Regions from separate parts of the Homo sapiens genome. Here region 1 is linked to region 2. Evidence: read pairs that join two places in POLR2A ChIA-PET (ENCODE). Cell type or tissue: B cell. All regions are shown on one strand. Each heading gives the region's core, and the rest is flanking DNA. Links, peaks and the distances in the headings are about the cores only. Region 1 has its middle 14 kb from the start of OSBPL9. Region 2 overlaps EPS15 (epidermal growth factor receptor pathway substrate 15).

What was found. ChIA-PET counts read pairs that join two places held together with the same protein. Peaks named below come from ENCODE experiments on the same cell type or tissue, not always from the same donor. Only the 100,000 strongest peaks of a DNase experiment are listed, where the experiment ranks them.
Region 1: POLR2A ChIA-PET joins it to region 2 with 11 read pairs; 4 of 35 experiments call an interaction of 5 or more read pairs at or near these places.

What each region holds. Positions count from the first base shown.
Region 1 is chr1:51,595,256-51,610,636 of GRCh38, reverse strand. It overlaps a transcript of OSBPL9 not described here. Among named protein-coding and RNA genes, the nearest start is that of OSBPL9, 14 kb to the left of the region's middle. RefSeq lists a silencer at 2,321-2,503. In B cell, for the core only: no CTCF peak of the experiment used is centred there; no DNase peak of the experiment used is centred there.
Region 2 is chr1:51,483,387-51,498,767 of GRCh38, reverse strand. The region is part of intron 1 of EPS15 (epidermal growth factor receptor pathway substrate 15); the gene reads left to right. Among named protein-coding and RNA genes, the nearest start is that of EPS15-AS1, 27 kb to the left of the region's middle. In B cell, for the core only: no CTCF peak of the experiment used is centred there; DNase peaks (open chromatin) are centred at 7,077, 8,027 and 10,141; H3K4me3 peaks cover 2,130 bases; H3K27ac peaks cover 4,270 bases.

The sequences.
Region 1 (15,381 bases), core at 2,476-10,475, 110 kb before region 2:
TAAATGATAGTCAAGGAAAAAGTAGCTTCTCCAGCTAAAATCTCATTGAGGTCAGTGACTTATTCACCTCTCTATCTCCAATATAACAATACTGCCTGGGGCATAGCAGCCCATGTTGAATGTTTGTGAAGATGATCTGAATTAAGGTTAGGAGTTCAAAACCAGCCTGGCCAACAAGGTGAAACCCCGTCTCTACCAAAAATACAAAATTAGCTGGGCATGGTGGTGCACGCCTATAATCCCAGCTACTCAGGAGGCTGAGGCAGGAGAATTGTTGAACCTGGGAGGCAGAGGTTGCAGTGAGCAGAGATTGCGCCACCGCAGTCCAGCCGGGGCAACAGAGCAAGACTCCATCTCAACAACAACAACAACAACAACAACAACAACAACAAATATCAGTTCCTTTTTGAGAGTTTCTTTGGACACCCACACCTGTGCCCACCCCCAGATAGAGCTAATCTTACCTTTACTATGTTCCACAGTGAATTACACATTCTAATTCAGGTAGCAATTATCTCACAGCGTCCTTAATGAGTTCATCCACAGTGTATTGTGACAAGAATATTCTACATTGTAAGATATATGTGTGGGGCCGGGAGTGGTGACTCACACCTGTAATCCCAGCACTTTGGGAGGCCGAGGCAGGCAGATCACGAGGTCAGGAGTTCAAGACCAGCCTGGCCAACATGGTGAAACCCCATCTCTACTAAAGACACAAAAAATTAGCCGGGCGTGGTGGCACATGCCTGTAATCCCAGCTACTCAGGAGACTGAGGCAGGAGAATCGCTTGAACCCAGGAGGTGGAGGTTGTGGTGAGCCGAGATCACGCCACTGCACTCCAGCCTGGGCAACAAGAGCAAAACTCCGTCTAAAAAAAAAAAAAAAAATAGACATTCAGCCGGCAAGTGGATATCCTAATTTGGAGCTCAAGAAATAAACCAGTGCTGGAATTACACATTTGAGTTTTAATCCATAGGCGGTAGCTGGCCAGGAGTGGTGGTTCATGCCTATAATTCCAGCACTTTGGGAGGTTGAGGCATGAGGCAGGAGGATCACTTCAAGCCAGGAGTTTGAGACCAGCCTGGGCAACATAGCCAGACCCTGTCTCTACCAAAAAAAAAAAAAAAAGCCAGGCATGGTGGCACATACCTGTAGTTCCAACTACTCAGGAAGCTGAAATTGGAGGAGCTCTTGAGCCCAGGTGGTTGAGGCTGCAGTGAGCCTTGATGGTGCCACTGCACTCCAACCTGGGCGACAGAGTGACACCCTATCTCTAAAAAAAAAAAAAAAAAAGGAGAGAGAAGGTAGCTGAAGGCATAGGAAGCATTGAGATCAGGGAATGTGGATAGAGTGTATGGTTCAGGATGGAACCCTAGAGGACAGCAAAATTTAAAGAAGAGGAAAAAGAAGAGAAACCAGGAAAAAAGATTAAGAATCAATAATTAGAATGGGGAAAAATGAGAGAGGCTTGAGAAAGCTAAGGCCTACGGAAAATACTTCAAGATCAAATGCAGGAAATTAAGAGGCATTCTCCTTGGTGAACTCTATTTCTATATGAATTAGGTCATTAACAGATAGGAAGGGGGAAGGGGAGGTCATAGAATTAGACAGTGAACTTTAAGAAGGTGATGAAGTGTAAAAGGCAAGAGGGAAGGGCTCTGTGAAGTGAAAAAAAAAGGGATGGAAGTAGCAATAAGGGTCCCTCTGAGTTTAAACATACAAACTATTGGTAGCACTGGCTTATCTTGTTTTGAATGGTTGAGGGATTTTTTTTTTCCCCCAGCAATTCTCAGCAGCCTGTGTCTAGGAACACAGGAGGTGCATCACTGGAATTATCCAAGGTGAGAGAGATTTATAAGGTAGGTGGAGGAAGGAAGAAGTTGAGAGTAGCTGGTTAGCCTATATGTTAGAGTAGGTAGTTAGGCGGACAAGAGCAGGGCAGGAAAGCCCCCCCCCCCAATCCAGGAATGTCAGGTGACCATCAGATGATGGTCAGGAGATTGTTAAACTATCTCTCTAAAATAATCATTGAAGGCCAGTTGTGGTGGCTCATGCCTGTAATCCTAGCATTTTGGGAGGCTGAGGTGGGTGGATCACTCCTTGAGGTCAGGAGTTTCAGACCAGCCAGGCCAACATGGTGAAACCCTTTCTCTACTAAAAATAAAAAAAAAAAAAATTAGCTGGGCATGGTGGCACACTCCTGTAATCCCAGCTACTGGGGAGGCTGAGGCAAGAGAATCACTTGAACCCAGGAGTCAGAGCTTGCAGTGAGCTGAGATTGCACCACTGCACTCTAGTCTGGGTGACAGAGTGAGACTCCGTCTCAAAAAATAATTAATTAAATAAAATAATAATTGGTCGCAGCTGGTGCCAGGGAAAGGCAGTCTCCCAACAGACAGAAGACACTTGAGGCTGATGATCAGCAGCTTCCTGAGAAGATCTCAGGAGTTGGATGAGTGGGCTCAAGCATGCACACTAAGAGGCAAAATGGTGGAGTTTAACTTGTATATGACCTTCCTCTAGGAACACTAGACTGGTAAGGGAAAAACGCCTTAAATGAGCATATGCACAACTTCAGTAAATACAGTGTATGCGGCCCGCCCAAGTGCTGGCAGGCCAGTGTGCATGCGGACAGCCTGCCCCAAGGAAAATCAAGAGAGGAGAGATGCAAGTCCTGGAACCATGCCAATGTATAAAACCCCAAGTCAGGGGTCAGATGGGGCACTTGGATTTCTCAAGTCATCCACTTGGCCCTCTTCCAAGTGTACTTCCTTTCGTTCCTCCTCTAAAATTTTTTAATAAACTTTCATTCCTGCTCTAAAACTTCAGTCAGTCTCTCACTGTGCCATATGCCCCTTGGCCAAATTCTTTCCTCCAAGGAGGTGAGAATTGAGCTTGCTGCAAACCCGTATGGATTCACTGCTGCTAACAGATAGACATAGCTGATGAGATCTAGGCTGATTATGGCAGGAAAGGAGAATAGATTAGGAGGAAGAAGCCAAGAGATTGAATTGGATCTCCTTTGAGGTTAAAGAGAGACTTAGTGGGAATAAGAGAGCTGGGAGGATGGAAAGTTGTGTGCATATATACACACACAGTATGATTCCAATTTTATAAAAAATATACCTATCTACCCAGAAGATTACATAGATATACTACAGAAAAACATCTGTAGGCCAAGTGTGGTGGCTCACGCCTGTAATCCTAGCTCTTTGGGAGGCTGAGCCGGGCAGATCACTTGAGGTCAGGAGTTTGAGATCAGCCTGGCCAACATGGTGAAACCCCATCTCTACTAAAAGTACAAAAATTAGCTGGGTGTGGTGGTGCACACTTGTGATCCCAGCTACTCAGGAGGATGAGGCAGGAGAATCACTTGAATCCAGGAGAGGGAGGTTGCAGTGCTGAGATCGTGCCACTGCACTCCAGCCTCACTGACAGAGCATGACTCTGTCTCAAAAAAAAAAAAAAAAAGAAAAAGAAAAGAAAAGAAAAACATCTGTAGTCAGTTTGTGGGATTATGGTTGGTTTTATGTTTTTTCTTTATACTTTTGTGTTTTCCAAATTTTTTCTTTTTTTCTTTTTTTTTGAGATGGAGTCTCACTCTGTCGCCCAGGCTGGAGTGCAGTGGCGCGATCTCGGCTCACTGCAAGCTCCGCCTCCCGGGTTCACGCCATTCTCCTGCCTCAGCCTCCCGAGTAGCTGGGACTACAGGCGCCCGCCACCATGCCCGGCTAATTTTTTTTGTATTTTTAGGAGAGACCGGGTTTCACCGTGTTAGCCAGGCTAGTCTCGATCTCCTGACCTCGTGATCTGCCCGCCTTGGCCTCCCAAAGTGCTGAGATTACAGGCGTGAGCCACCGCGCCCGGCATGTTTTCCAAATTTTCTACAAGTAACAGACATTGTACTTGTAACTACTTAAAAAGCCATTTTGTAAAGGATAAAAAATATATTTTAAAAAAGTACCACCAGGTAATTATGTCAGCTCTGAATTTGCCAGGCATTTGCCATTTATAATCATGTGCCTGCCTCCTTAAAGAGCTGAAATAAGCAGCATTATTGTTCAAACAGGGACATCCTGTCAGATTGCAACAGCCTTCTGTGCCAACCAGAAGTCTTGCAGAATTCTCATGCCCTCTTCCTCATTCTATATCCACCTAGGTCCCCATAACTTAAAGACAAATCATCACAGCCATAAATTTGCAGTATATTAATTCACTACATTTTTCCAAGCAAGTGGCCTTCAGTAAACAGCAATTCTATGCTGAATCCTGAAGTGCTAAAGATAGTGCTGAAGATACAGAGATCAGTCTTACATAGTTCCTGTCCTCAAGGATCTCAGAGTCTGTGTTGCCACACACGGCAACACATGCCAAGCCAGGGATAAAGGTGCTCTGGGCAAAGAGGGGCGCCTAAACCAGCCTGCACTGGAATCACACAGCCTTTCCTTTCCATGTCCACTGCTACTAACTGGTCTCAAACCTGCACCATTTAATGCTTGGATTGCTACAGTAGCTTGGCGTTATCCACTCCACTATTGCTACCTTAAACCTAGCCTCCACACTGACTGTGAGAGCCGGTCATATTTCTTTCTTTCTTTCCTTTCTTTCCTTCCTTTTCTTTTTTCTTTCTCTCTCTCTCTCTCTCGCTCTCTTTCTTTGTTTCTTTCTTTTGAGACGGAGTCTAGCTCTGTACAGTGGCCTGATCTTGGCTCACTGCAACCTCCACCTCCCAGGTTCAAGCAATTCTCCTGTCTACCCTCCTGAGTAGCTGGGATTACAGGCGCCTGCCACCACGCCCAGCTAATTTTTGTATTTTTAGTGGAGACAGCGTTTCACTATGTTGGCCAGGCTGGTCTCGGACTCCTGACCTTGTGATCCGTCCACCTCAGCCTCCCAAAGTGCTGGGATTACAAGCCTGAGTCACTGTGCCCGGCTGAGAGCCAATCATATTTCTAAGGAAAAGATAAAATTTAATTCCTTACTTCCAGACTTATTTTTTGTGTCATTTATCTTCCCACCTCCAAATATGATACCAGTTCCCTAAATTCATGCCATTATTGATCCTTGGGACATTTCTGCTATTTCTGTCTTCTCTGTGTTGAATGTCTTTACTCCTCTATGTCTGGAAAATACCTACTCATCTTTCAGGACTCCATTAAAGTGTCTGTCATCTCTTCTATGAAGATTTTCTTTTTTATCTTCTTGTTTTTTGGAATGGGGTCTCACTATGTTGCCCAGGCTGGTCTCAAATTCCTGGACTCAAGCTATCCTCCTGCCTCTGCCTCCCTAAGTGCTGGGATTGCAGGTGTGAGCCACTGCTCCTGGCTGATTTTCTTGATTTATCTCTCCAGCTAGTTAGAAATCCCAGTTCCCTTATTTAAATGGCTCTTGTAGCACTTGTAATAATTTCCTGCCTTTATTGGCTTGCACATTTGTCTTGTTCATTAGATTGTAAACGCTTTAAGGACAGGGGAATAATCTTATTCATCTCAGTATCCCAAATACCTAACTCAGGGGTTGGCAAACATTTTCTATAAAATGTCAGATAGTAAAATATTTTAGGCTTTGAGGGCCAGATGTTCTTTATCAGAAACACCCAACTCTGCCATGTAGTAGGGCAAAAGCATAAGTGAATGGGCATGGCTGTGTTCCAATAAAACTTTATTTATAAAAACATGAAGCTAGGCCAGGTGCGGTGGCTCACGCCTGTAATCCCAGCACTTTGGGAGGCTGAGGCGGGTGGATCACCTGAGGTCAGGAGTTCAAGATTAGCCTGACCAACATGTGAAACCCCGTGTCTACTAAAAACAAAAAATCAGCCAGGTGTGGTGGCAGGCGCCTGTAATCCCAGCTACTTGGGAGGCTGAGGCAGGAGAATCACTTGGACCCGGGAGGCCGAGGTTGCAGTGAGCCAAGATCGCACCATTGTACTCCTGCCTGGGAGAAAGAGCGAGACTCCATCTCAAAAACAAACAAAGAAACCATGAAGCTAGCCATATTTGGTCTTCAAAACCAGTTTGCTAATCCCTTTAGTGTATGATGGACTTACAATAAATACCTAATGAATTTTTTTTTTCTTTGAGACAGAGTCTCACTCTGTCACCCAGGCGGGAGTATAATGGTGGGATCTTGGCTTACTGCAACCTCCGCCTCCCGGGTTCAAGTGATTCTCCTGCCTCAGCCTCCCGAGCAGCTGGGATTACAGGCGCCCACCACCATGCCTGGCTGATTTTTGTATTTTTAGTAGAGACGGGGTTTCATCATGTTGGTCAGGCTGGCCTTGCACTCCTGACCTCAGGTGATCCACCCACCTCGGTCTCCCAAAGTGCTGGGATTACAGGCGTGAGCCACCGCACCCAGCCCTAATGAATTTTTTTAAATGTAAAATGAAGTGGTAGAGGCAGTATTTGCGTCCCATTACATTCTGTAGCAGATGCTATTGGTTTCCTGTCCATATTTTCCTGGCATTCACTTCTAGACACTGAAGGCTATTATAGGGAACACACGCAGCTCACTGCCTGAAGATTTTGGTTTTCTTTCTTTCTTTCTGACCAGGGAACATGCTTGGCCTGTGCACAGAGCAAGCTGGGAGTTTCGGAGACTTAATGTTATCAGAACCAATGATGTATAGGGAGTTGAATAATACCCCAATTTTCTCACCCCTCCATTGGGATACCTTGAATGTGCCCTGCACTGTCTCCCAGAGTTCCACAGCATAACTGAGGTCCAATTGCCCACTATGGTAACTAGCTTAATAATGTATACATTATTGACTATCTTCACTTCTGTCTTACTACCCAACTCCTACCCGGGTTTACTGATATCATATCCTAAATAATTTGCCTGCACTCCAACCCAAACCAAGACACATACTTTTTCTACTACATACACCACAGGGCTTAGCCAGAAGACCCCGGCTGAAATGTTTTTATTGCCTATAAAGAGAAATATATTAACTACTAGTATCTCCTAAAATATTGGCGCAGAATAATACAACTACAATAAAAAAAGAAGAGGACTCTTAGAGACCAGAACATAGAATAGGCTCTGCCATAACCCAGCTGTGTGACTTAGGGCAAATCACTTAAACCTATTTAAGATTTTGTCCACTTTCTAGGAAAGAGAGGCAGTATCATGAACCTCACTGGGTTTTTGTGAGGATGAAATAGCATAAGGTACTTAAAATGTCCCATCCAGTTCCCTAAATAGAGCTGTAAGATCGTTTTCTCTCCAAATCTAAAAATCTTGTTCTCAGTTCTCATTCGCTTTGGCCTCAGTAAATTTACTTTATCTGTATACAATACTGTTATTCCTGATACTGTTTTGTGAATTTTTGTTTCACCAGCACATAACTTGTTTTCTTGATTATATTGCTAGTTAACAAAAGCAGGAACTTTATCTTATGCTTATTCATACTTAAGTGAAATCATATATTTGAAAATGGTTTGCAAACTGCAAAGTGTTTTTTTTGTTTTTGTTTTGAGACAGGGTCTCACTCTGTTGCCCAGGCTGGAGTACAGTGGCACGATCATGGCTCACTGCAGCCTCAACCTCCTGAGCTTAAGTGATTCTCCCACTTCAACCACCCTATAACTGGGACTACAGGTGCACGCCATCATGCCCGGCTAATTTTTGTATTTTTTGCCAAGAAAGGGTTTCACCATGTTTCTCAGGCTGACACTGAACTCCTAAGCTCAAGTGATCCTCCTGCCTTGGCCTCCCAAAGTGCTGGGATTGCACGTGTGAGCCACCACCCCAGCCCTAGTGTTTTGTTATTATTTACCTTATTCCATCAACATATTTTGAGCACCCACTGCATGCTAGTCCTTGTGCCAGGCATTAAGGATACAGAAAGAAGTAAGATTTGCTCTCTGATTCAAGAGTTTAGTTGGCTGGGTACAGTAGCTCATGCCTGTAATCCCACCAGTTTGGGAGGCAGAGGCGGGAGAATCCCTTGAGCCCAGGAGTTTGAGACCAACTAGGGCAATATAGTGAGACATCTCCCCGCCCCACTCCTCGTCTCTACAAAAAAAAATTTTTTTTTAATCAGCTGGGTGTGGTGACTTGTGTCTGTAGTCTCAGCTACCAGGGAGGCCGAGGTGGGAGGATCCCTTGAGCCCAGGAGGTCAGGGTTCCAAAGGGCTGTGATTGTGCCACAGCACTCCAGCCTGGGCAACAAAGTAAGACCCAGTCTCAAAAAAAAAAAAAAAAAAAAATTAAAAAAAAATGTTTCATGAACGAGACGGATTATGAAAGTATACGAATAAATTACCATACAGTGAGACATGTGTTAGGGTAGAGGCAGGATGGAAGAATTTTAAGAGCCCTGGCTGGGCGCGGTGGCTCACGCCTGTAATCCCAGCACTTTGGGAGGCCGCGGCGGGCGGATCACGAGGTCAGGAGATCGAGACCACGGTGAAACCCCGTCTCTACTAAAAATACAAAACATTAGCTGGGCACAGTGGTGGGTGCCTGTAGTCCCAGCTACTCGGGAGGCTGAGGCAGGAGAATGGCGTGAACCCAGAAGGCGGAGCTTGCAGTGAGCCGAGATCGCGCCACTGCAGTCCTACCTGGGTGAAAGAGTGAGACTCCGTCTCAAAAAAAAAAAAAAAAAAAAGAACCCCAAGAATGGAACAATTGACTGGCCTGAGGGAGACAGCCAGGCAGACGGGATTCCATTTCCACCTCTGCTGTTGACTAGCAGAGAGATTTTGGCAAAGTTACTTAACCATTTAGACAGCAAGTTCTTGACCTAGGTACTAAGGATAAGAATACCTTCTGCACAAAATTGCCCTGAGGATTAAACAAGATGATAAATGCAAAGGACCCAGCAAAGTGCTTGTACTTAATTGGTGTCCAATACAGGTGCATTTCTTTTCTTTTCTTCTTCCTAGGAAGGTAAGAAGGGCTTTCACAAGGAAAAGTATTTGAGCTGAGCTTACTGACATGAAACCTTTGCCTTCTTACTCAGGGAGAAGAAACTAATGCTTGTAGAGTAGCTACTAGAAACAGGCACTCTCTTTGGGGTTTCCCAGAATGAAGAGGGGAAGAATATTCCATCAAAGAGAACAGTATAGGTAAAGGCAAAAGGCTTGGTAATATTTACTGTGCATCTTCCAGATGTGATGGGACAAGTGAACCCATGGGGGAGATGAAGCTGAAGAGGGAGACCTGAGCAGGATTGGATAACTGCAAAGTTCTTTGCCTCCCAATAGCTAGTGTTTGGAGTTTAAATGTCCAGCTAGCCCTGCAGAACCACAGACAAACTGTCTTTAGACCAAAGTTCTCACTGATCTGCAGGGTTTCAACCCTTAAGTGGAAGTATATCAATTACAAAGATCTAATCTCCTATCTAATTCCCAGGACTACACAGTAATTTCCCAAACATGGGCCTTAGTGCATAATTTATGCACTCACTTTGTAGCTTTGTAATTAAATCTGCAGAGGATTTGGAGCTACAGGGCAATGCTGGTACAACTCCCTGCATATGTAAATATACCAGGCTGGAGTATAGAATTGATGGTTTTGAACACATCCTTTTCCTACCTACACTGCTAATGACAGTGTTACAGCTGCAGTTAAGTGGGATGGATGCACTGAACAAATAAAAAATTAAAAAGCATGCTAACCAACCGATCCACATAATCCTTCCTGATCTGAATTCCTGTGACATTCAGGGTCTGTACCATCCACAACAGCTTTCTGATATCTATTATGTATGTCCTGAACTGTTCCCTGGGAGGTCTCGTGAACTAAATCTGATATTTATCAAGTGTTTACTATACCCTGACACTATGTTAGTAATTTCACATTCATCTTATTGAGTTCTTATTCTGTGCCAAGTGCTCTAGTTACACTGTGGAAAACAAATCGGACTTGGTTTCTGATGTTATGCAACTTCTAAGTACCTCAAGTAATCCTTATAATAACCCTTCAAGACCAAAATTTTACAAAGAGGGAAATGAGAACTAGATGAGGTTAATACTTGGCCCCAAAGCTGACTTACCCATTAGGCACAGTAGGCACAGTGCTTAGGGCCCATAATACTTACAGGAGCCTAAGAAAACATGTTTTAATTTTAATTTCTTTTAAAACCAGAAGAAAAAAAGAACATAATAATAATGAATATATAATAATGAATCCAGCCTGTTTTGTGTTTGTCTTTATGCTGATGCAGTCATAAATATATCTTTAAATGCTTTTTTATGGAAGAAGGGGTCCATAAGGGCAAAAGTGCCTAGAGCCCACAAAAATCATGATATGGCCTCAATGAACTCAGGATCACGCAGTTGGTAAGAGACAGAACAAGGAGGCATACCCTCTAAGCCTGACATCTCTTTCATTAGACATATCTAGAGGATAACTACTGTGCTTTTATATCTCTCTTAGTGCTAGGTTCATAGGGGTAGCTCCATAGTTATTGAATTAAATCACATTGAGTTAACCCAAAGTGCTTTATATAGTGGTGCTACGGTTTGAATGTAAGTGTCCCTCCAAAATTCATATGTTGGAACTTAAAACACCAAGGTGATGGTTTTGAGATGAAATGGGGCCTTTGGGAGGTGATTAAGCCATAAGGGCCCTGCTCTAATAGGCAGGAATAATGCCCTTATAAAAGAAGCTTCAGAGAGCAGCCTGGTCCTTCCATCTATTCTGCCATGTGAAGACACAATGTCCATCCCTTTTTGCCTCCTTCTTCCAGGTGAGGACACAGCAAGAGGCACCACCTTGGAAGCAGACAGCTTTCAGAGAGGAGTTGACACCTTGATCTTGGACGTCCCAGCCTCCAGAACTGTGAGAAATAAATTTCTGTTCTTTATAAATTTCCCAGTCTTAGGTACTTTGTTATAGTAGCACAAATGGACTAAGACAAGTGAATAATTAATAATATATTCTTACAGATTGAATAAAACCCTGTGGATGCTGCAAATATCACATGGATTTTTTTCATCTGAAAAATAGAACTGAAAATAAAGTCTACACATTTTATCAGCTTGTAGAATTTTTGGATCAAAAGATTAAAACAGATATTGTTGCTTACAAATAAAGATGCTTATTTTTTACTACATATTAGACTTATGACAAATCTCTGATCTAAGCATGATATTCTAAAAAGTAATATAAATATGTATATAATAATTTTTTTAAAATTCATCTATTCATTTAACATTCACTGTGCTAGGGACTTAGAATATAAAAACAAAGAAGCCACTGTGCTCACTGCCCTTGAGGAGCACATGGTAAACTCAATCTATCCTTTCACAGAAAATGAACAGACTCCATGGGAATGTAACCAAAATAGTACAAGCGATTCCAGCTTACCAGAATTTAAACATAATACAATTTCTCACAAGGGCTAACACATTATGAACATAACAGTGCTTGTTATAACAGAAGTCATTGGTGTTTTGTTTTTTGTTTTAGAGATGAGGTCTCAGTCTGTCACTGAGCCTGGAGTGCAGTGGTGTAATCATAGCTCACTGCAGCCTCGACCTCCTGGGCTGAAGTGATCTTCCAACCTCATCCTCTTGAGCAGCTAGGACTACAGTCATGCAGCACCATGCTGAGCTAAGTTGCTAGTATTAAAGGAGCATTCCTAATGTTCTAATGTTCATCATGTCACACTTTTTTTTTTTTTTTTTTGAGACAGAGTCTCACCTGTTGCCCAGGCTGGAGTGCAATGGCACGATCTTGGCTCACTGCAACCTCTGTCTCCTGGGTTCAAGTGATTCTCCTGCCTCAGCCTCCTGAGTAGCTGGGATTACAGGGGTGCGCCACCATGCCCGGCTAATTTTTGTATTCTTAATAGAGACTGGGTTTCGCCATGTTGGCCAGGCTGGTCTCGAACTCCTGACCTCAGGTGATCTGCCTGCCTCAGCCTCCCAAAGTGCTAGGATTACAGGCGTGAGCCACCGTGCCCAGCCCATGTCACACTCCTTTTAAAACTGCACCCAACTAGTGCCTAGAGCAGCCATTCCCAACTAGTTGTCGAATTAGCATATGTGTGTGCGCGGGCACACACACACACACACCAGGAGAGATTTGGTAATGTCTGGAGACATTTTTAGTTGTCACAACTGTCAGGGGTTGGGGAGTGCTACTTACATCTGATGAGTCAAAGCCAGAGACACTGCTAAGCATCCTACAATACAGCGGACAGCCCTCTACCCCCACCCCACTACCACCACACACAGAATTATCTGGCCCCAAATGTCAATAGTGCTGATATTGAAAAACTCTGGCCCAGAGGAACTAAATCCAAACTCCTCCAGTTGGCATTCAAGGCCTGGGCCAATTCGGCCCTGTTCCCCCTTTTCTCTTTATCTCCCTCTGCCTTGTTCTCTGGATGCTCCATCTTCCCAGGAACCTTATGTTCCAGCTCTATCAGACCATCACAAAATGAAAGAGTGATTAAGCACTTGGTCTCTGAAGTCAGACAGACCTGGCTGTGTATCTTGACTTTACTACTTGTCAGTTGTATATCCTCCATCTTAGAGACTCAGTTCCTTCTTCTGTAAAATGAGGAAAACAATAGTTGTTTATATTGAGAGAACTCTATGAGGTGATACAAGTAAAGTCATTTCACAATATCTGGTACATCTCTCTGCCTCTGTGCTTTTGCTGTTCTTGCATTTATTAGGGCACCAAAACCAGGCTTCTTTCATCCTAAATTAGTTGCCTAAAGGTCCATGTCCCTAACTGGCCTGAGAATTCCTGGAGAGCAAGGATTGGGTCCTATCTGTTTTTGTTTCCTCAGAACTTGGCATAGCACCCTGCACATAGTAGGTGATTAGTAAATATTAGTTGAATTGCAATTTTGACACTCCCTTTAAGAGAAGACCACCCTGCCAATGGGCAAACAACCTAGAATTCTAAAGGAGGCTCTTATTTTTAGAGCCAGTCATTGTTTTCCTTGCTGCTTCCATTTTCTCTGCCCAACTCTCAGGGCTCGGGTTCTCTTCGTCAGTTCTGGGTACTTGGCATGCATGGTTCTTGGCCAATTGCTCCTCTCTCTTAAAGATCTCATCTAGCTATGTGGCTTAAAATACCACTTATATACCTCCAAATTTATATTTGTAGCCAAGACCTCTTCTGTGGGATTATATTGTGTGTATATATATATGTGTGTGTGTATATATATATATACAATCTATCCTTTGTGTGTGTGTGTATATACACACACACACACACACACACACACACACACACACATATATATATATATACACACATATATTCCATAGGACTCTGATTGATGCAGGTTAATATATTTTAACTGTGTACTTGACATCCCGATTGATTATACACCGACATCCCAACTTAGCACACAGCAGCTAAAGTGACCTTTTAAAAATATAATTCTGATTATGTCACTCCCTTTAAAGGCTTCCCACTACACCAGTTATAAATCCTACCCATGGCTTATATCATGAGAAGTCTTGACTCCATCCTTTCTCCAGCCTCACCTCCTTCCTCACTGTGCTTAAGCCACATTGGCTTTCTTTCTGATGCTCAAATGTGACAAACTCATCCTCCTTCTCAGAGCCTTTGCACTTGTTGCCTCTTCTTGGAACACTTGCCCCAGATGAATACATGGCAACCAAAGTGTCACCTCAAGGAGGACCTCCCTGACCCCCTTTCCTCTCCCAGCATGAAAGCTTTCTCCATCTCTCTCTAAGTCATTGCCTTGTTTTATTGCTTCCTTTATGAGACTCTGTGTCCCCTACTGGAAAGGTAGCTCCATGGGAGCAGGAGACTTGCCAGTCTTGTTCTCCACTGTATCTTCAGTCCTAGCCCAGTGCCTGGCATATAGGAGGACCTTAATAAATAGATATTGGATTTTTTTTTTCTTTTTTGAGATGGAGTCTCGCTCTGTCACCCAGGATGGAGTGCAGTGGCACGATCTCAGCTCACTGCAACCTCCGCCTCCCGGGTTCAAGCAATTCTCCTGCCTCAGCCTCCTGAATAGCTGGGATTACAGGCACATGCCACCATGCCTGGCTAATTTTTGTATTTTTAGTAGGGATGGGGTTTCACCATGTTGGTCAGGCTGGTCTTTTTTTTTTTTTTTTTTTGCGACAAGAGTTTCACTCTTCTCGCCTAGGCTGGAGTGCAGTGGCGTGCTCTCGGCTCGCTGCAACCTCCACCTCCTGGGTTCAAGTGATTCTCCTGCCTCAGCCTCTCAAGTAGCTAGTATTACAGGTGTGATCCACCACACCTGGCTAATTTTGTATTTTTAGTAGAGACGGGGTTTCACCATGTTGGTCAGGCTGGTGTTGTACTCTTCAGGTGGTGATCCATTCACCTCAGCTTCCCAAAGTGCTGGGATTACAGGCATGAGCCACTGTGCCTGGCCTTTTTTTTTTTTTTTTTTTTTGAGACAGCGTCTCACTCTGTTGCCCAGACTGGAGTGCAGTAGCAGAATCTTGGCTTACTGCAACATTTACCTCCCAGGCTCAAGAAATTCTCCTGCTTCAGCCTCCCCAAGTAGCTGGGATTATAGTCGCCCGCCACCATGCCCGGCTAATTTTTGTATTTCTTAGTAGAGATGGGGTTTCACCATGTTGGCCAGGCTGATCTCAAACTCCTGGCCTCAGGTGATCCACCCACTTCGGCCTCCCAAAGTGCTGGAGTTACAGGCGTGAGGCACCATGCCTGGCCTGATAAATAGATATTGAATAGATGAATGAAGTTAAACGAAAGTGTAGTGAAGGCACTGGAATGAGAAGGCCTGGTTTCTAGCCCCTATTCCATCTCTGTGTGACCTTGGGAAGCTACTTTGTCTCTTAGAATCTCAGTTTGTTCATCTGTAAGGCGAGCATGATAACACCCTCCTCACACTAGTGTGAGGATTAAATGATACGCCTCTTAAGAGCCTGGTGCAGTGCTTAGCACATAATACAATAATCAACAAATGCTGGTGCTTTTTTCCCTCTTTGAGCCTCATTTTCCTCACAATAGGGTAAATAACATTGATTGTACAGTATGGAGTTGTTGTAGAAATGACATGAATTTACAAGTCTTTCGCTTCTCTGGCCTTTGCCCATGGTCTTCTCTCTGCTCCTCCTCCTCCCTCCCCCATTTCTTCCTCCCTGGTTAGCCTCAGTTGTCACTTTCTTCAGGAAGCCTTCCCTGAGACCCCATGCTGGATCAAAGCCTCTTCTGGGCCCCCTCAGGCCCTGCATTTCTGTTAAAATAAACAGATATCATCGTGGTTTCTTCATAGGCCCAGTGGATGGATGGATGAATGGAAGGATGGATGGATGGAAGGATAGAAGGATAGAGGGAAGGGAGGATGGAGGGACAGAGAGATGACGAACGGAATCAAGTGAGAGCGACTTCAACCAGCTCCACAAAGTCGAGCACCCCAGAGGCAAGCC
Region 2 (15,381 bases), core at 5,009-13,008:
AATGTATTTACCAGGTGACTGGGGGAGAGAGGAGTGAGAAGCTTTTGTATAATGAGTACAAAGATGAAAAAAATCTGGAAATAAATACAGATGCTTCTCAACTTACAATAGGGTTGCATCCTGATAAACCCATAGTAAGTGGAAAATATCATATGTCAGAAATGCATTCAACATGCCTAACTTACCAAACATCATAGCTTAGTCTAGCCTACCCTAAATGTGCTTAGAACACTTACATTAGCCTACAATTGGGCAAAATCATCTAATACAAAGCATGTTTTATAATAAAATTTTGAACATCTCATATAATTTATTGAATACTGAAAGTGAAAAACAATGGTTGTATGGGTACTCGAAGTATGGTTTCTACTGAATGCTTACTGCTTTTGTACTGTTGTAAAGTTAAAAAATTGTTAAGTTGAACCATTGTAAATTGGGGACCAACTGGTGATGGTTATACAACATTGATACCACTGAGCACCGTACCTAAGATCATATCATCAATGAAAATTTATGAACCATTTGAAATATATGGGTATGTGGGTGTTTCTTTAGGTCTCTTTGTTCCATTGTACCTTTTATGAGTTGGATAAGTGAATTTATCAATGGTCAGGCAGAATTTTTTGAGGATAAAAGCATAAAATCCAAATATAGAGAAGTGACATTGTTATCTTATCGACTAGTTGGAAAAGGGGGGTTTAAGTTTTTTTTCCTAATTATGAATCTGTATGTCATTATTTGAATCTATCACCTTTATACTTCACAATACACACTAGTTTTTTTTTTTTTTTTGAGACGGGGTCTTGCTCTGTCGCCAGGCTGGAGTGCAGTGGCACAATCTCGCCTCACTGCAACCTCTGCCTCCTGCGTTCAAGCGATTCTCCTGTCTCAGCCTCCCAAGTAGCTGGGACTACAGGCGCGCACCACCATGCCCAGCGAATTTTTGTATTTTTAGTAGAGATGGTGTTTCACCATGTTGGCCAGGACGGTCTCCATCTGTTGACCTCGTGATCCGCCCGCCTTGACCTCCCAAAGTGCTGGAATTACAGGCATGAGCCACGGTACCTCACACTAAAATTTTAAGTGGCTGATTTAAGTGATATTTTTCGCTGCTGCCAGAGGACTGTTGCAAAGATATGTGTGATTTAACGAATATTTATATGTCATGATACTTCTAAGATGCGTGAATTGGGTGTGGGCCTATTCAAGCTGCCTTGCTTGGCTGATTAATGAGTATTTCTCACCCTTTGTTGTATGCTTATAAATAAAATGTGCATCATAGTCACCATATCCATGTATCATTTCGAGGGCATTAGGTCATATTGAGCTTTTTCTTTGCATTTGTCATGATTAACTTTTTTGTGACTTTGGACAAGTTATCTTTTTCCTTGTAAGTTTATCTCATCTGAGAAGGGGATTTTCCCCTCAATTTTAGTATAACCCTGTTTTATTTTTCTGCTTCTTAAAATGGATGAGAATGACAAAAGAAATTTGCTAGCTGACTGGTTAGAGGAGTTAGTTGTGATGGCAGTCATCATTGCTCTGTATGTATGTACTTGGTAGTACATAGAAATATTCATCAAATGATTACTTCAGTTGAGTTGCATTTGTAGAACTACATGAAGTTGAATTTTAACTTAAATTTGAACTCCTAAGTGTCTTCTAAAAAATATTCTATATGTAACATTGAATAGCTTTTTTCTGTATGCAGAATGCAGAAGATTTCTTGTTATTCAGTTACTCATTTCATTCTTTCATTTTTGTTCACTTATAAAATATTTATTATCTTCTATGTGTCAAGCACCATTCAGGGTACAGGGCACTGAAAAAAATTCTAGAACTCAGAATCGAAGTGTCCACTGTCATATGTCACATAGTAGACATTAGATAGTAGTAATTGTTAAACTCTTGGAGAACATTGTAGAATTTTAAAAGCTAAATGAGAAGTTGATATGTTATCCAGTGACTGTTACTCAAGTTCTGACTATAATGGAGTGAATTTTAAAAATTAACAGTTTAAAAAAATAGAAAAAAGGAAATGTAACAGAAAACTGCAGTATTTTAAAATATTTCTTTATACTGAAGAGATCAGTGTTAGAAGTGAGGCCTAAATTATATGAAGCAGCAAGTCTGTCTGATTCTGGGCATAATTGCCGAAAGCAATTCAGAAGAATCTTCAGATTTTGAATGTGAAGAAAGCTTTGACTTAATGTTTGTTTATGATACTAGGGGAAAATGATGAATAAATGTATGCAATTGTAGGTGAATAAAAAGTATGCTTTTAAATTATCTATTCATTTTGGTAATGCTTTTGTTAAATGGAAGGTGGCACTTACAACTAAAGGTTTCTTAGAATTGGGGGAATATGGTATACTTCTCTGAGTGTTATCAAGTTCAAATGTTACAATTCATATGAAAGAGCTTAGTACGATAATGGGGAAAATAATAGTAACATTGATTATAAAGGCAACAAACTTAATGATTAAGAGTGAAAGTCCTGGAATCAGACTTCTTGGATTTTAATCCTGTTACCAACACTTAACTAGGTGTGTAACTTTGAGTCAGTTACTCAGTTAATGTCTTATTTTCCTCATTTGTTAAATGGGTATAATAGTATGTGCCTCAGGTTAAATGGGCTTAATGTGTAAGTGCCTAGACTAGTACTTGGAGTATAGGAAATGCTTAATGAGATTCAATGTATGTTATTTGTTATGAAGCTGTGAAACACTGTGTATATGATTTTAAAATGTGCTATTTAAATTCATACTTTACAGTTTAACTTGCCATTTTAAAAAGCAACATTTGATTACTGATTGAAAAAATTTTTTGGTCTCATTTGTGCAGAGCTTATATTTTTCTCCTTGCCTAAGCTGTTCTTCATTTGTTTGTATAAATATTGGCATGTTTATTTACCTTGGACTAGTCCATGTCACCTTTCACTAATCAAAGCTGTTATTTCTGGGTTATTAATCATCCCACCCAATTGGGTGGCAGCAGTAAACCCTGAGGGCTTGCCATCTCTCCCACTTTATAAGTTATTACTGTCATTATTGTTTAAATAATTAAGGAGAGGTTTTTTTTTTGCCAAATTCTTTGCTGTTTGGAAATAAGGAATGGAACAAGTAATAAATATGCTGAAAATATATGTTTTCTTAGTTCACTTTAAGAAATTGATTTATTTAGGAAATGGTGTTTGTTTTAAATTACACTTGATTTTTTTGAAAAATTTGTATGGGCATATTTCTTAAAATGTTAGGTCTATAGTATAAAAAGAATTAAAACACCAAAGATTTCTATTGATTTATATTCTTTGGTTATTCTTTTATATTTCTTGACTGGTATTCTGTATGGTTCCCAAAACCAGTCAAGAACTGTAAAACTCTTACTCTACATACTTGCCAGCAAAAAAAAAAATAAAAATAAAAATAAATAAAACTCACTTTGTCAGTTTTATCCATTCTCATATCAGAACCTTTTTGTTTGCATGTGACAGGAAACATCAATTCTAACAGTCTTAAGCAGAAAACATTAGTTTATATAAATGGTAGGTCCATTAGTAGACCTGGCTTCTGGTGTGTCAGGGTCACAGTGATGTCACTACTTAGTTTTTCTTTTTTTGTACCTTGGCTCCATTCTAAGGCAAATTATTCTGTTGTAGAACTAAGATGATTATAAAGCTTCAGGCTTGCATACTTTATAATTACAAGTCCAGTGGACCCCTTTCTAATAGGTCCCACTAAGGTTACATTTCTGCCCTGACATAGTTGCTGTGGAGAATGAGTTTAAAAGTAGGTTTGCCAGAAAGAATTGAGGTTACTGATTGTTATGAGTTGAATTGTGTCCCTTCAAAATTTGCCAGTACTGGAGAATGTGACCTTACTTGGATATAACATTGATGCAGATATAATTAGCTAAGGTTATATGAAGTAGAGTGGGGCACAGATCCAGTATGACTGGCATCCTTATAAAAAGGGAAATTTGAACGCAGACATACAGGGAGAATGGCATGGGAAGATTGGAGGTAGGCTGCCACAAGCCAAAGAACTACCAAGAGTAGGAGAGAGGCCTGGAACAGATCCTTCCCTAATGCCTTCTGGCTTCCAGATTGTGAGACAGTAAGTTTCTGTTCTGAGCCATCTAGTTTATGGTACTTTGTTATGGCCCTTGTGAACTGATACAGTGATCATGAATTTATAATAGTGGTCTACCTTGTTGAGTGACTTTCTCAGCTGCAGCATCAAAGAAAAGTTTTTAGATGGTTTCATTCAGGTTTGGGATTTTGCTATATTGGTGTCATAAGACAAGAGGAGCAAGGGAATTTAGGTTATTGGCAGGAGAATTATTGAAATGATGAATTGTAGAATCTAAACTGAATAAGGTGGAAGAGAAAGTAAAATAGAGAGGGCCTGAGGGATCAAAGTCTATTGGGCCCATGGATAAGAGGTTTTATAGAGGTCAAAGGATTATAATCTGGAAGAAGAGGTTGTGGTTGGAGGACAAGGTGCTTGAAATAGTGATTAAGGAGGTGGAGCACTTTTGGTTGAAGATAGAAGGGCAAGGAAGGATTTTACTATGGGACAAGGAGGGTGACTGGGACATAATATATGTGTTCACTGTTGATCCTGTGTTTTGGAGAGGTTCTTGAAGTTAAAGAGATCAAGGAAGTAAGAAGCCAGGCTGTGGATGGGTTGTGCAAATTGATAATTGAAATTACTAAATTTGATGTAGGGTTGGGGTAGAGAAGATGACAGTGAGCCATCAAAGCCTTAGGTAAATGAGGTAGAGACCAGGAGCTTGAAAGTTAACATGAAAAGGAAGAGGAGAGAGTAATTTAGTTGAAAGTTAAGAGCCTCAGCTGGGCACCGTGGCTCATGCCTGTAATCCCAGCACTTTGGGAGGCCGAGGCTGGTGGATCACCTGAGGTCAGGAGTTCATGACCAGCCTGGCCAACATAGTAAAACCCCGTCTCTACTAAAAAAAATACAAAAATTAGCCAGGCGTGACGCCTGTAATCCCAGCTACTCGGGAGGCTGAGGCAGGAGAATCGCTTGAACCCAGAAGGCGGAGGTTGCAGTGAGCCGAGATCGTGCCATTGCACTCCAGCCTGGGCGACAGAGGGAGACTCTGTCCTCCCATCCACCCCCCAAAAAAAGAAAGTTAAGAGCCTCAAAAGAATAGAGCTTTATTTTTATTTATTTATTTATTTATTTATTTATTTATTTATTTATTTATTTATTTAATTTGAGACTGAGTCTTGCTCTGTCGCCCAGGCTGGAGTGCAGTGGTGCGATCTCGGCTCACTGCAAGCTCCGCCTCCTGAGTTCATGCCATTCTCCTGCCTCAGCCTCCAGAGTAGCTGGGACTACAGGCGCCCACCACCACGCCTGGCTAATTTTTATTTTTTTGGAGGATGGAGTCTCGCTCTGTCATCCAGGCTGGAGTGCAGTGGCGCGATCTTGGCTCACTGCAAGCTCCGCCTCCCGGGTTCACGCCATTCTCCTGCCTCAGCCTCCCGAGTAGCTGGGACTACAGGCGCCCACCACCACGTCTGGCTAATTTTTTGTATTTTTAGTAGAGATGGGGTTTCACCATGTTAGCCAGGATGGTTTCAATCTCCTGACCTCATGATTCGCCCGCCTTGGCCTCCCAAAGTGCTGGGATTACAGGCGTGAGCCACTGTGCCTGGCCTTTTTTTTGTATTTTTAGTAGAGACGGGGTTTCACTGTGTTAGGCAGGATGGTCTCGAACTCCTGATCTTGTGATCCGCCCGCCTTGGCCTCCCAAAGTGCTGGGATTACAGGCGTGAGCCACCGCGCCCGGCTGTTGTTTTTGTTTTTTAAAACAAGAAGTTAAATAGTGTAATGTGGACAAGCTGCTGGTGAGCAAAGAGGAGTTTATTCACATTTCTAAAACCTGAGATAGGCAGGTCGTTAAAACCTGACAGCTGCCATTTGAGGGGCTACAAAGGAGGTGAGAGGATTTTTATAAATTCGTATATTAGTCATTCATGCTTAAAGATCATGCTTCTTCCACTGATCTGTTTTTTTTGTTTGTTTGTTTGTTTTTTTGGCCTACCTAGAATGATGTATATAGGGCTCACTAAGTCTTCTGATGAAAGACCCAAGCTATACTTTGCTTTCATTCTGTCTCTATGTCACCTAGATTTTTGATCAAATTGAGTTGTATTCAATTAAAAACTGGCCCATTACTGGTTTGAGTTGGTGATATGGTCTTTACATCCATCGTTTTTCAGTAGTATTTTCTGTACTATCTCTTTGAAATTCTTTTGTCTATTCTAAAGTCCCTTTCTTCTTTCATTTTTGAAAGAAGTGAATCTCCAGAGCAAATATATTTTTTTATCTGGATTTTGAAAACTTTCTTTAGAATACTGTATTTACAGTATTCCTAGGTCTTTGCCTGCTAAGTCAATTTGTAATGTTTTGTTATGGAACAAACATGAGATGTTAGCGTGTTTGCAGAAGGTAGCATTACAATTTTTACTAGAATTTAAGCCCTTGAAGGCAGGAGCCCTATCTGATTATTTTAACTCCAGACACCTTAACCTATTGTCTTGTACCTAGAAAGCATCCAGTTTATGTCTATTAAATTATTAAATGAGGGCCAGGCACAGCGGCTCATGCCTGTAATCTCAGCACTTTGGGAGGCCGAGGCAGGTGGATCACTTAAATCCAGGAGTTTGAGACCAGCCTAGGCAACATGGTGAAAACCCATCTCTACAAAAAATACAAAAATTAGCTGGGTGTGGTCCCATCTGCTTAGGAGGCTGAGGGAAGAATCACTTGAGCCCCGGAGGTGGAGGCTGCGGTGAGTGGAGATTGTGCCACTGCACTCCAGCCTGGGCAACAGACTGGGCAACACTCTGTCTCAAAAAAAAAAAAAAAAAAAAATTAAATGAGTTGGGAATTACAGAGCTGAGGAATATGTGCACTGTGCATTCTGTAAGGGAACTGCTCAAGTGGCTGCTTGTGTTTCCTTGACTCCCCACCCTCTCCAGTTCTAAAGGTGAGGACTGCCCAGGTGATTTGCCTTTCTCTGCCCCACCACGCCCTCCACCCTAGCTTTAGAGTTGTTCTCCTTTCTCAAATTTCTCTTATTACTAGCTTCTGTAATAAGCAAACAGCTTCCGGTTTCTATTTTCCTTGTCACTTTGGATTGCTGTTAATCACTATTGCTCCTTACTATTTTTCATTCTTCTGTTTACTCTTAGTTTTCATCCTGTTTTCTTTTACATTGTAAAATATACAAGCCTTTTCTAGATATGGATAGCCTATCAAAAGCTTCTAAATGTTCTGTCTTGCAAACTATAAACCTATGTGTATAAAAACATAGACTCTTGGTGTATTCATTTAGTACTTTGGCCTTAGGAGTTGCTATTCTATCTTTAAAGGGTGGTGGTGGTGGTTGAGGTGGGAGTTGAAAGGCTGTGGTGGCTAGTCCCCATTCTGATTTCTCAGCCCTCTTGAAAATGGAGTAATAGAAGGTGGAATTCTAAGTAGTTGAATTTTTATGTGTTAATATGTCAGAAATAATTTTATGGCAAATTACAGAAAATTGTGTGCATTAAGAGACTAAAAAATTTTTTAAAGAGCAAAACTAAAAAGAGTGGTTTATTTGAAGGGATAAAATCTATTCCATTGTCTTCCTTTTACTACCTGGCCCTGATTTGCCATCGCACAGTGTTCTTACTGCCTGATTTGCCACCTTCTCTCTACTTCACATTGGTCTTCAATACTGCCTTTTCATGGGAAGTTGCAAAAAGTAGTACCGAGAGGCTCTATGCACCCTTCATCCAATTTTCCCTAATTGTAACATCTTACATAACTACAGCAATAGCAAAAACAGGAAATTGACATTGGTATAACCCACAGACCTTATTTAAATTTTGCCGGTTTTATAGATACTCATTAGTGTGTTTGCATATATAGTTCTATCCATATGCAGTTTTATTATGTGTGGGTTCATGTAACTGTAAGCGTAATCAAAATAAAGACTTGCTCTGTCACAAAGATCCTTTGTGTTACCCTCTATAATCATACCCACTCCCCTCTCCATTTTATTAATTTATTTACTGACGACTCCCTAGTATCTGACCTTGTGATTAACTGAGAAAAGATTGGCATTATGTTTTAGAGGTTGTCTCTTTATTTTACTTTCACTTCTGTTTTTTTTTTTTTTTTTTTTTGAGATGGAGTCTCGCACTGTTGCCCAGGCGGGAGTGCAATGGCATGATCTCGGCTCACTGCAACCTCTGCCTCCCGGGTTCAAGCGATTCTCCTGCCTCAGCCTCCCGAGTAGCTGGGATTACAGGCACCCGCCACCACGCCCAGCTAATTTTTTGTATTTTTAGTAGAGATGGGGTTTCACCATGATGGTCAGGCTGGTCTTGAACTCCTGACCTCGTGATTTGCCCGCTTTGGCCGCCCAGAGTGCTGGGATTATAGGTGTGAGCCACCATGCCTGGCCTTCCACATTGTACTGTAACCATTTATAATAAGACTAAATCATTTAAAATTTCAGTTTATTTTGTGTGTTAGAGAATCTTGTACTCTCAAAGTCATGTACTCTAATATCTCCTCCCACATAACCCTCCCCTAAAAATGACACCAGAAATTCCATATGAGACAATTCTTGACATTTAATTATTAACCTATAAATTTCCTTAGTAACTGGGATCTTTTTTATTACTACTTGATACACTTTGGTGTTGATTTACTTATGTGTTAACATTTGCTAGATTATGCTGCACTAAGAAACAAGCCAAAATATGAGTAGCTTACAATAAGAAGGGTTTATTTGTTTTTCACGTTATAGGCTTCCTAGGAATCAGCTATGGTTCTGCTCTGTGATTCTTTCTCATTTGAGGATCCGGGCTGGAGGAGCAGTCCCTATTTGTGACATATTGTTCTCTTGGTAGAGAGAAAACAGTAAGACCTGTCAGAAACACACAATAGCTGTTGAAGCTTCTACTTGGAACTGGAACTTTCTCCCAGATTCAGTGGCCAAAACAAGTTATATGGCCAAACCCACCCTTGGAACACCCACGGAGAGACACCACAAGTCACATGGCAACAGGCAGGGATATTAATACTACTCTTAAAGAGAGAGAGGCTATATACTCTGTGTATACAAGAGGGAAACAGACGACTGGGAATTATAATACCACCTAAACACCTTAAGATGCTGTACTAGTCACCTGAGGCCAGGAGTTTGAGACCAGCCTGCAAAACATGGTGAAACCCTGTCTCTACTAAAAATAAAATAGTCTGGCGTGGTGGTGTGCACCTGTAGTCCCAGCTACTTGGGAGGCTAAGGCTGGAGAATTGCTGGAACCCGGGAGGCGGAGATTGCAGTGAGCCGAGATCACGTGATTGCACTCTAACCTGGGTGACGGAGGGAGACGCCATCTCCAAAAAAAAAAAAATACATACATACATACATACATATATATATATATATATATGGTATACTAGGCTATACTTTGTAAAAATTTTTTTCTTAGTAAAGTTTATTATATTTACATTTCTATAGCTATATATGTAATTATAATAACATATTTTTTCCTTAACAAAAATAGCAGTTCCTCCTTTTGTTTTGTTTTTTTTTTTTACATTAGTTAGGATATTGGTTTAAACCAAAATCACAAATTTCAAGTAACAAGTAACAATCCAAGTGGGGTAGGTGGTGTAGAGTGCTGTAGGAGCTTCATGATGGTGTCAGGGACTCAGGCTTTTTTTCTCGTGTTGCTGTATTTTTCCCATGTTTTCCGTCGCAATCCAAGATAGCTTCTCTAGATTCTGTCACTATATCTGTATTCTAGCCAGCTATGAGAAGGGTTAGGAGTCAGAAGGCATTTCCTTTCTCTTTAGATGCACATCCTCGGAGTTGGACACATTTCTTTTATCATTCCATTGATGAATAACTGAAATTGCAAGAGAGGTTGGGAAATGTAGGTTTTAGCTAGGTGTGTGTATGTAAAGCTTAGGGGTACTATTACTAAAGAAAGGAGGAGAGGCTGGGTGTAGTGGCTCATGCCTATAATTCCAGCTACTTGGGAAGATTGTTTAAGCTCAGAGGTTTGAGGCAGCAGTGTGATTGTATCACTGCACTTCAGCCAGGACTGAGTGGGATCCTGTCTCAAAACCAACCAGATCAGGAAACAGGCTTTTCAAGGAGGTAAAATAAGCTACTAAAGATCATACCTAAGAAGTAGTAGAATGGGCTTTGAATACCTTTCTGATACAAAGTCTGAGTTTTTTTTTTTTTTTTTTTTTTTTACAAAACTTTATTGGCTTTCTAGCATCTCTTGTTTACAGGTACTTTACATTTTTCAGACTAGTAAGAAATAGCAATGGACTCTTTCAAAAGAATTCTGACATTTATGAATATTTAACTTTGTGACAGCTGGTAAGAATTTATGATATAGGTAATGAATATATAATTGCTTTTAAATTGTAATAACAGAATTGTAAAAGGTCAGATTTTGATTTTGACAGTTGGAGTTAAAGTTTTCCTTTAGAAATTAATTTGATTGTTAAAAATTCATATGCAGTTTTATATACTGATCACATTTGGGGATTTTTATATTTTTCTCTAGATTGAAAATAGCCTTATTGTTTCATTCTTATTATATAATTAGGATGTGTTTATTCTCAGAGTTTCCAGAGACTGCAGAGTAGTATGAAGAAGAATGTAAAAATCATTTATGATCTTGCTATCCAGAGATAATCATTGTTACCATTTAATAAGCTATGCCTTTCAATTTTTTCCTCTGTTCATTCATTATATGTGATTTTTTTTTCCCTGCCTAAAAAGTGATCATGTTCATAGTCCGACAATAACAACAAAAGCCAATTTTACTGAGACACACCAGAAACACTCTTTGATCATCTTGCTTGATGAGTGACTTGGCACTTTGGATGGCTTTTTCCATTCTCACTTAGCTGTATCACATTAGTGTAGTTATCAGCACAGGGTGTACTTTAGAACACTTTGGTGAGCTAATATCTTCTCCTATGTGTTTAGGTAGTAACCAATGAACCTGTAATGTGAGGATTATTAAGGCACAGGTTGGAGATCAGGATTTCTTACTGTGTATGAGGTTTTTTTTCCCTGTATTCAAAAAATCCAATTAAAATTAACTTTTTATTATTGAGGGAACATATTTAATTTGCTGTCTTTGGCAAAGTATTTATACTGTTGTCATAACTAAGTAGATGACTATATAATTTTTCATTCAAACTGGTACATTTTTGAGAATGAAAGGGGGTACTACAAATATTTAAAATTCTATATATTTTTGGAATATTTACTTTTTTCAACCATTAAAATAGTTTTTATTGCATTAGTAGATCAATAAAATAGCTCCATTTAAAGTCTGTTTTCAAAAACAATTTCTAAAACATTTTGTTGTACATTATAACAAAGTTTTTAACATGGACTTCAGTTGAATATTTAAAAACAAACTATTTTTGGTAATAAATATTTTTATCAGTTTCTCGGTCAAATCTGTCACTAATACTGTGTCACTGATACTTTTCTGAATATGATTTTCCATCTGGTTTTACTAGTTTTAATTTTTTCATAAAATTGCAGTATTTTGCAGAGTTACATTTTATACTTGTGGTTGTTAACTTCTACAGTTGATGCTTCACTATAACCAATAATGTTTTTAGTTGCTAACATACTTTATATGTGCTGCTGTCCCCAGTTAGCTCAGGAAAAATTTTGCTAGATGGAGAATATTCTTAATTCTAATTTTTTTCTTATTGAAAATTATAGGCTGGGCGCAGTGGCTTATGCCTGTAATCCCAGCATTTTCGGAGGCCGAGGCAGATGGATCACCTGAGGTCAGGAGTTCAAGACTAGCCTGGCCAACGTGATGAAGCCCCCGTCTCTACTAAAAATACACACACACACACACAAAAATTAGCCAGGTGTGGTGGCGGGAGGCTGAGGGAGGAGAATCACTTGACCCTGGGAGGCAGAGGTTGCAGTGAGTGGAGATCATGCCACTGTACTCCAGCCTGGGTAACAAGAGCAAAACTCTGTCTCAAAAAAGAAAAAAAAGAAAAGAAAATTATAAATATATCAGTCTCAGTATTTTCACAGGCAGTGTCCTTTTGCCTGTATTAAAGGTAATCTCTGTTTTTACTTTTCATTTTTTATAGAGACAGGATCTCCCTATATTGTCCAATCTAGTCACAAGGTACTGTCTTTGATACAAATAAGTTGTCCCTATTTATGATTATTTTATATGTTCCACCAGATTTAAGTGTTGCAAAATTGTAGGCCTTCTCTAATTTTTTTTTTTTTTTTTTTTTTGAGATGCAGTCTCGCTCTTGTAGCCCAGGCTGGAGTGCAATGGCACAGTCTCAGCTCACTGCAACCTCTGCCTCCTGGCTTAAAGCAATTCTGCTGCCTCAGCCTTCCTAGTAGCTGGGATTACAGGTGCCCGCCACCATGTCCAGCTATTTTTTTTTTTTTGTATTTTTAGTAGAGACGAGGTGTTGCCATATTGGCCAGGCTGGTCTCGAACTCCTGACCTCAGGTGATCCACCCGCCTTGGCCTCCCAAAGTGTTGAGATTACAGGCATGAGCCACTGTGCCTGGCCTGTAATTTTCTTTCACCTACTTAAAAATAGAAAGACTCGACTGCGCATGGTGGCTCACACCTGTAATCCCAGCACTTTGGGAGGCTGAGGTGGGTGGATCACCTGAGGTCAGTAGTTCAAGACCAACCTGGCCAACATGGCGAAACCCCATCTCTACTAAAAATACAAAAATTAGCTGGATGTGGTGGCGGGCACCTGTAATCCCAGCTACTTGGGAGGCTGAGGCATGAGAATCGCTTGAACCTGGGAGGCAGAGGTTGCAGTGGGCCAAGATAGTGCCATTGCACTCCACCCTGGGCGACAAGAGCGAACTCCATCTCAAAAAAAAGACCCTCGATGGAACTTCTAAAATTCATTCCAAAATATAATGATAAAATTTCAAAATGAAATCTCGTGTACTATTTGAACTCTCATTTAATTTGTTCGGTTCTTCCTTGCTTTTGAAGGATATATTTCAGTGTCTTGGCAAACTTTGTTGATAATAATTGGTATTTGCTAAAAGCTTCAAAAGCTGAAGGTTTTCTGGAGCTTTATTCATTAAACTTGTTTTTGTTTGTTTGTTTGTTTTTTTAAGGAGATGATGTCTCACTGTGTTGCCCAGGTTGGTCATGAATTCCTGGGCTCAAGTGATCCTCCCATCCCAGCCTCCCAAATAGCTGGGACTACAGGTGTGCGCCATCATGCCCAGCTCACTAAACTTTACTTTTGATTAAAGGTTTCCAACTGATTTTGAACAGTATGCAACCAATTTCTAGAGGACTTATTTTTAAAAAGACTCACTATTGAGACATTGATTGGATTTATAAAGTAGTTTTTTGAAAGTACTAGCCTCGGAAGTCCGATGACAGGTTGCAAGGAGAATACACATATTGCTCTGTTGCACTATTTTATTGTATTCAGTATCAGTCTTATCCTTAAAAATTTAACAGTGGGAATATGAAAACATTTATAAATGTTGACGTTTGAAGCTGACTCATTAATAGTGATGTCACTAGAGCTCCATGATAAATAGAAACTGCCTCAGTGGTTCTCTGCAAATTGTCTGCCCATCTATTTTCTGGAGAAATGAAAATTTAGAGCTTAGTTTTTATTGGATACAGTGATGTCTTTATAGCTCATTGCTCCTGAAAAGGCTTATGAAATAATAAAATGGTTACCAAACAACAAAATAAATAAACAGTTGTAGACTTGTACAATACAATAAATGACAAAACCATCTAAGAGTTTTCATACTATTGACTTTGCACATACTTCATTTGCACCCAACCTGCAATTTCCCACTGACATAGCCAGCTGGTGGCCTAGTGTGTCTTGTGGTCACTGTACATGCCACTGCACTGCCTGGCATACCAGGTAACCAACAGGAGCACCAGTGTCAAATATTTCTCCTAATATTTTGCAAGACCATACAGAGTTAATTGCCCATGGTTGCTTAAGTCTGAGGATACTTTTCAGTAAGTCTATGCACTCCCCTTGCAAAGAAGTTGTTTTGTTGAATCTGTAAAGAATCAGAACAAGAAAGATGGAATTATCACTAGTTCTCTTCCAGATTTCATCACTTGTTTATGTGGTGAAAGCACTTATAGACTACTAGTTGATAACTTGGCCAGAAACTAGATATACACAGTAGAGATACAAAATCCATTCTGGTTTTAGTGTATTTTGATATAATGATTGATAATAGTTTTTTTAAAATTTAAAATTTAATTTAATTTTTTATTTAAAAAATTTTTTTAAATGGAGACAAGATCTCGCTGTGTTGCCTAGATTGGTCTCAAACTCCTGGTTTCAAGCAGTCCTCCTGCCTCGGCCTCCCAAAGTGCTGAGATTACAGGCGCGAGCGACTACACCTGGCCCAATAATAGTTTCTTTTTAAAAATGGGAAATCGGAGACATATGTTAAGCTGAATGGGATGCTGGGACAATGACGGTAAATCAAGATTTTCCTGGGCATACCAGGGCATATGGGAAGCAACACAGAGCTGGGAGCAGGACACCTAAGTCCTGACTCTGACTTTTTTTTGAGAGACAGGGTCTCACTCTGTTGCCCAGGCTAGAGTGCAGTGGCACAATCACAGGTCACTGTAGCTTTGACCTCCGTGGCTCAACCAATCCTCCTGCCTCAGCCTCCTGAGTAGCTGACACTATAGATGCATGCCACTATGCCCGGCTAATTTTTGCATTTTTGGTGGAGATGGTGTTTCTCTACATTGCCCAGGCTGATCTCAAACTCTTAGATTGAAGCAATCCTCCCCCAATAGCTTCCCAAATCCCCTCCTGGGATTACAGGCATGAACCACCACATCCGTCTGACTCTGCCTTTTTTTTTTTTAGGTGGAGTCTTGCTCTTTTGCTAGGCTGGAGTGCAGTGGCGTGATTTCAGCTCACTGCAACCTCCACCTCCCGGGTTCAAGCAATTCCCCTGCCTCAGCCTTCCACGTAGCTGGGATTATAGGCATGCACCACCCTGTCCAGCTAATTTTTTGTATTTTTGTAGAGACGGGCTTTCACCATGTTGGCCAAGATGGTCTTGATCTCCTGACCTCGTGATCCGCCCACCTTGGCCTCCCAAAGTGCTGGGATTACAGGCACATGCCACCGTGCCTGGCTGACTCTGCCTTTTAAAGGCCTGGAGAGGTAACCTCTCTGAGACTGGATGTATTAGGGTTCTCCAGAAAAACTGAACCAGTATGAGACACACACACACACACACACACACACACACACACACACACACTTGCAGTCTTGA